2 separate regions of the Homo sapiens genome follow, and region 2 is linked to region 1. A link is an interaction called in ENCODE POLR2A ChIA-PET data of the cell type or tissue named here. Cell type or tissue: OCI-LY7. All regions are shown on one strand. Each heading gives the region's core, and the rest is flanking DNA. Links, peaks and the distances in the headings are about the cores only.

The links. ChIA-PET counts read pairs that join two places held together with the same protein. Peaks named below come from ENCODE experiments on the same cell type or tissue, not always from the same donor. Only the 100,000 strongest peaks of a DNase experiment are listed, where the experiment ranks them.
Region 2: POLR2A ChIA-PET joins it to region 1 with 5 read pairs; 1 of 35 experiments calls an interaction of 5 or more read pairs at or near these places.

The regions. Positions count from the first base shown.
Region 1 is chr20:57,467,675-57,470,582 of GRCh38, reverse strand. No RefSeq gene overlaps it. Among named protein-coding and RNA genes, the nearest start is that of CTCFL, 56 kb to the left of the region's middle. RefSeq lists an enhancer at 2,637-2,908. In OCI-LY7, for the core only: a CTCF peak has its summit at 1,844 (motif pointing left); DNase peaks (open chromatin) are centred at 272, 792, 1,282 and 1,882; H3K4me3 peaks cover 2,436 bases; H3K27ac peaks cover 2,500 bases.
Region 2 is chr20:59,121,820-59,124,727 of GRCh38, reverse strand. It overlaps a transcript of ZNF831 not described here. Among named protein-coding and RNA genes, the nearest start is that of ZNF831, 41 kb to the left of the region's middle. RefSeq lists an enhancer at 2,152-2,701. In OCI-LY7, for the core only: no CTCF peak of the experiment used is centred there; DNase peaks (open chromatin) are centred at 1,507, 2,017 and 2,397; H3K4me3 peaks cover 2,500 bases; H3K27ac peaks cover 2,217 bases.

The sequences.
Region 1 (2,908 bases), core at 232-2,731:
TATTTAAAATGACCTAAATCTTCAGCTGAGAGGCTAAGCTAAGCTAAGGGTACAGCCTGCAGGGTCCGCTGATTTAACCCAGCCCTGCACTCAACCCTCATCTAATGGGAATCCACACAACCACCTGTGAGGTAGGTCCTGTTCCATGTCACAGATGGGGAAAGAGGCTCACTGGTAGGAGGAAGGCCGAGGGCCGAGGGCGCTGATAGCTTCGCCTCTCACACTCTGGTCAGCAAAGCTGTGAAGCCATTGCGTTCACCTCAGGGCGGTGCCGGCAGCCAGCTGTCTGCACTCTTGACAACATTCATTATTCTTCCTGTCACTTTAAGGCCCCTGGACAGACCAGATGCACAACGCCCAGGTGGATCAGGAAGGGAATATGTAAACTGGAACCCGGGTGAGCTGGTGGTGGGATTCTAGCACCCCCTTTTCATTTAAAATGTTCTTAAATTAGCTTTAAACAAAGAGACTTTGAGAGGCTGAGTTCATTTCATGGGAGAGTTCTTTGCATAGAAGGTAGAGCTTTCCACCTAGATGAGCTAGGAGTTCAAAGTGAACCTCATGCCTCATTTGACAGTGAGAAATCTGGCTGCCCTTTGCCATGCAAGACTCTCCTCAAGGAATTCCCCCCCACCCACCCCACCCCCAGCCAAGTCATCCCAGGGCCGAGCTCAAATGTCCCAGGGCCAGGCAAGCCAGCTTCTGCGGGCCAGTGGCCCAGGCGGAGACAGGAGGGAGTGCTCTGTGTGTGCGTGTGTGTAGGGGTACATTTGCATGTGCACCGTGCCATTATTCTTACATAGAGCTGCTAATTTGCGATCTTCAGCAACATTCTTCTTTGCTGGAAGAGCAGCTGGGCTTGCTTGCGATTAGCTGTTCTGGGTTCCCTTCTCGGTCCTCCTCAGAACAGTGTGTCTCCCCGTGGTTTTCCATGACCCAAAATAGCCAGAGGCAGGCTATTTTTACAGGACTCTGATAGAAGCCAGGCCAGGTGGGCGCTGGAGTCGGAATCCCTAATTGTCCTTTATCATCCAGACCTCAGCCATCAGGGCGGGAGCCTGGAGGCACTCGAGAAGCCCCAGGAATGTTCCCACTGGCGACTGTCTGGGGAGAGCCGGGGGAGCCCATGGCCGGCTATAAAAAGGACACTCAGGCAGGTGGGAGCCAGGGACAGGCAGCCAGCGGAAAGGAAGCAGGTCCCTCCAACACCCCAGTCTGGGCTGCTCCTCTCCCAGAGCCTAAGGGGCTCATTTCCCTAAGATTTGCCTGGCAGTTGTCTGGGGTCCGTAGTCAAAGTGCATGCAAATTCAAGTTCTGCGCCCCAAGGTTAACCCTTGATAAGCACCGTCCCTGAGAGCCCTTAACACACGCCCTGGGGAGTGGGGAGCTGGTGTTCTTTCATCCTCCAGACACACATTAAGCACCTACTGTGTGCAAGCAGTGTGTGAGGGGCTTGGTTACCAGGGTGATCCAGACAGCCTGGGTCCCATGGGGCTTAGGCGCGAATGGGGAAGATGGCAATACAGAACAATTCAGTGTCTACCATAACTGGTGAGTCTACGTGCTAGGATGAAATTTAAATCAGGATCACGCAAGAATGTTCTTAGCAGTTTATTTATAGTAGCCCGAACTAGAAACAATCCAAATGCTCATCAATAGGGTTTGGAGAAACAAAAGGTGACGCAACAGACCATGGAATATTCTAGATGGATGAGAACAGATGAGGCACCCGGCCATGGGGATGCACCCCACACACAGTGTGAGCAAAAGAAGCCAGACCAGGAGAACATACTGCACCTCCACACCCGGACCACCCCAGAGCAGGAAAAGTCACCATGTGGAGTTCAGAAAAGGACTGTGGTTGCCCTCAGGTGGGGGAGCGGTGAACCGTGGGCACGACAGGGCTCCTGGGATCATGTTCTAGTTCTTGATCTGGGTGCTGCTTACCCAGGCGTGTTCACTTTGTGAAAATTCACTCATCTGGTTTCTTAAATGTTTTACACTTTTCTGTATGTATATTTCACAATAAAAAGTGTTTATACATTTTGGGAGGCCGAGGCGGGCGGATCACGAGGTCAAGAGATCGAGACCATCCTGGCCAACATGGTGAAACCCCGTCTCTACTAAAAATATAAAAAATTAGCCGGGTGTGGTAGCGGGCGCCTATAGTCCCAGCTACTTGGGAGGCTGAGGCAGGAGAATGGCGTGAACCCGGGAGGCGGAGCTTGCAGTGAGCTGAGATCGCGCCACTGCACTCCAGCCTGGGTGACAGAGCGAGACTCCGTCTAAAAAAAAAAGTGTTTATAAAATACTAAAGCAGGGAAAGGGAGATAGAAGAGGGTGGTCCAGGAATTAGGGCTAAGATAAAATACACAATGCCCAGTTCAACTTGAATTTCAGATAAGCAGTGAATAATTTTTTAGTATAAGTATGTCGGAATATTGCCAGGCTGCCAGTGTTTCTAGGAGCCGCTGCCCCGGGAATGTGGGCCCTATCCCAGGAATCCGGCTTCCTGAGGTTTACAAACAGCACTGTAGATACCCTGTGGAGATGCACATCCCTGGTGGGACAGCAGATGGGCTGGGCTGGGATACAGCCCGGGAAGTGAATCCAAGGGCTCCAGAAGCATGCTGGGCAGCCTGGCTCTGCACAGAGAGCTGGAATGTGGTGCCAAAGAGCAGGGAAGCACCAGCGAGCTGCCCACAGGGACATCCTGTGTTTGCTGGAAGCCAAATGGGAACACCACACAACAGAGCTGGAACAGTGTCACTGGAGCCTCATGGACAATGGCCACGATGTCCTTCCTGAGTGCTCAATGAATGTTATGCAGCTCTGTTGTGATAAGCAGCAGCATTTATTGAATGCCTACTGTGTGCCAGCACTGAACTACATGATCCCAGGACTTAAC
Region 2 (2,908 bases), core at 118-2,617, 1.7 Mb before region 1:
AGATCTGAGGTTCAGAGAGGTGACCTGACAAGCACCCCTGTTTTCTGACTACAAGCTCTGTGTTCCCTTGCGTGACCTCCTCCTTGCTGGGGTGGTGAGCCCAGCAACAGACAGCAACGATCCTGGACATGCTGTACCCACGGAGGCGTCTGGCCCCACTGCACAGGCTGCTTAGGTACATCTGTAATCCCCCAACCCGGGGTTTAGAGTCAACAGAAGCCAGATCAACAGCTAATCATGCTTGTGAAGCCCAGATGATTTCAGAACTTGGATTGCTAACCCTGAGACAGATGGTGAATCAGGTACACAAAAACAAACCTTATGTGGCACTGAGGGATGTTGCCAAGGGACAAAAGAGGTGACAGTTTTGTTCAAAATCAGACTCTGTACCCAGCTGTGCTTCCAGCCAGCCTATGGTAATATGAGGCCAGATGAGACCACCAACACAGCCATGATTTTTCTTTGGCAATGGGGCCTGAGGAATGACCCTAGAGGCTAGAGTCATAGAACACAAACAGGCATCCCAGTGTCCTCCTCCCGTTCAGAACCGAGGGAAAAGAAACGGCCATAGGAAGAGTTTATTTTTCCTGAGCTGCTGGAGGATCACCTGACATTGCCACCAACACAGATTATTTTGCGTAGGAGTCCACCCCACCTTGTCCCCGCACCTGAACCAACAATCCTGACCTTCACGGGGAATGGTAAAGGTTCTCCTGGCAGGAGGAAGACCTGTATTGCCTGCTCCGTGTGCCCTGGCTAAGCTAGTTTGAAGTCAAAACTTTAATATCCTTTCAACTGTCACTGACTTCAAATATGCTTCAGAGAGCTTCTTAATCTGGTTTATGTTCTGTGGATGAGATGCCTGATTGGAGCCCAGAAATGCTGCTGTAAATCAAATGCCCCGATTAGAGACACTCCTCAGAAAGCAAGATCCCTTAGCAGCTGTGTGGCTGGGCTGGGAAGACCACCATGCTCCTGGGAATTAATGGGTAGCCCACTCCCCTCACCTGCACTGACCCTGTCATCGAGTCACCTCCACATCGCTCTCCTTGAGCTTTCTTCCTCCTTGCCCTGCTTGTCAAATACAGACAGGGCTGCTGATTTTGTCTACACCCCTACCTTTCCCCATTTGGGGGTCCCCAATAACCCCCGGCGCTGCTGTCTGCTGGCTCCTCTTTCCTACGGGGTGGTGGCCTCCTTAGACTTCTGGGTCAACCCCTACCTCATCACAGCAGGCCATGCACAGAGACTCCACAGAAACAAAGGCTTGGAAAAAGTCCTCCACCCCCGACGGAACTTCTTAGCTGGGGTTGTTTTGGTGAGACAGGATGTTCACATCTGAAATGTGCCTCTGAATATGCAAGTGGGTATTTGCCCATCATTTATTTGCTATGCATAAGATTTCCACGCACGGCTGACGATTTTCTCTCATAAACAGATGCCCCAAACTTCCTTTCTCTCTCTCCCTTAAACCCAACATCTGGGCCATCTACGTGGATGCGCCATTCTATGGGGGTAGCCACATGGGGGTGGGAAGGAGATGCAGTCGAGAGAGCTGAGCTTTAGCCCTAGAACGGCCGGAAACTTCCCAGGGACTTTGGGCAGATCGTCAAACCTCCCCGGGGTTCAATTTCCTCCCTGACAAAGTGAAAAAAAAAAAAATGAAGCTAGTGTTGCCCCACCTGCCTGCCCAGCCAAGCTGTAGGGAAGAGGAAATAGAAAATGCAATGGCTTTGAAAATTAGAAACTGTGACATCCAATTGTATGATACAGAAAATGACACAGGGCATCTGAAAATGGACCACCAAGCCTCCCGAGGGAGATTCTGGATCCAGTTGAGCCTCCTTGGTACTACTTCAATGAGTCTGAAGAGTAGAGGCAGAGTGACATGATCATAGTAGAAAGAATAACACGCAATTTATTGCAAGCTCATTGCAGGTTAGACACTGTGTAAGTGCTTCTCATGCATTAGTTCACTGAGTTCTCACCACCCTCTGAGGCTGACATTAGTGAGATCCTCATCTTACAGAAAGAGTTTACGAGGTCAGCTGGTTTGCAGAATGTCACACAGCTAGTAAATGGTGTCACTAGGACTTGTACTCAGGTCTGTCTGACTCCGGGCCCTGAATGCTTACCCACTAGACTAGACTAAAATCCTAATGGCACATTAGACTGACTGCGAGCAGCCCTCTTCCCTCTCAGGACCTCAGCTTCCCTCCCAGCTGATGGAGAGGATGAGTAAGGGACTCGATGCTGTTCAGACCCCTTCCAGCTTGAGCAAACTCTCATTCTTGGAATGAAGCTTGGCTGAGAGCAAATTGTGAACTCTTGAAGGAGGCACTTAGTGACAGTGCCGCATGCTGCTCCCTGGCTGTGAGACTTTTCTCCTGCTGTGGAGATGGGCCATGAAAAGAGAAGGGCTTCCTGTTGTTCACTTTATAGCTCCCCATTCAGGCAGTGCTTCTTCTAACAGACTCTCAAACTGCATGGAGGCAAGTTGTTGTTTTGCTGGGAGAAGGGAAGCTTCTTTAGGCTAATTTCCCCCTCCTCCTGATTCTTCCTGTTCTTTGTAGTCTTTTGCTTTACCAGACTCGGATTTGCAAACCTGTTGTCAAGGCAACACTAGGTTTCTCTCTTTGCACTCTAATGTCTCAATGGGGGTATCCATGGCAACAAGAATACCTTGCGCTTTCAAAGTCAGTGACCTTCCAAAGCTTCCTGGGATGTGTGGAGTTAAATTATGTTTAGACAATTTTTTACCACAGCTACCAATTTAGTACCTAATAAGCCTAACTGATGACGTCTGTAACAGTTAGCTTTTGCTGTGTAACAAATAACCCCAGAAGTTAGTGGCTTAATCTGAAAAGTATTTATCATTGCTGTAGAGGTCAGCTGGGTGGTTCTTCTG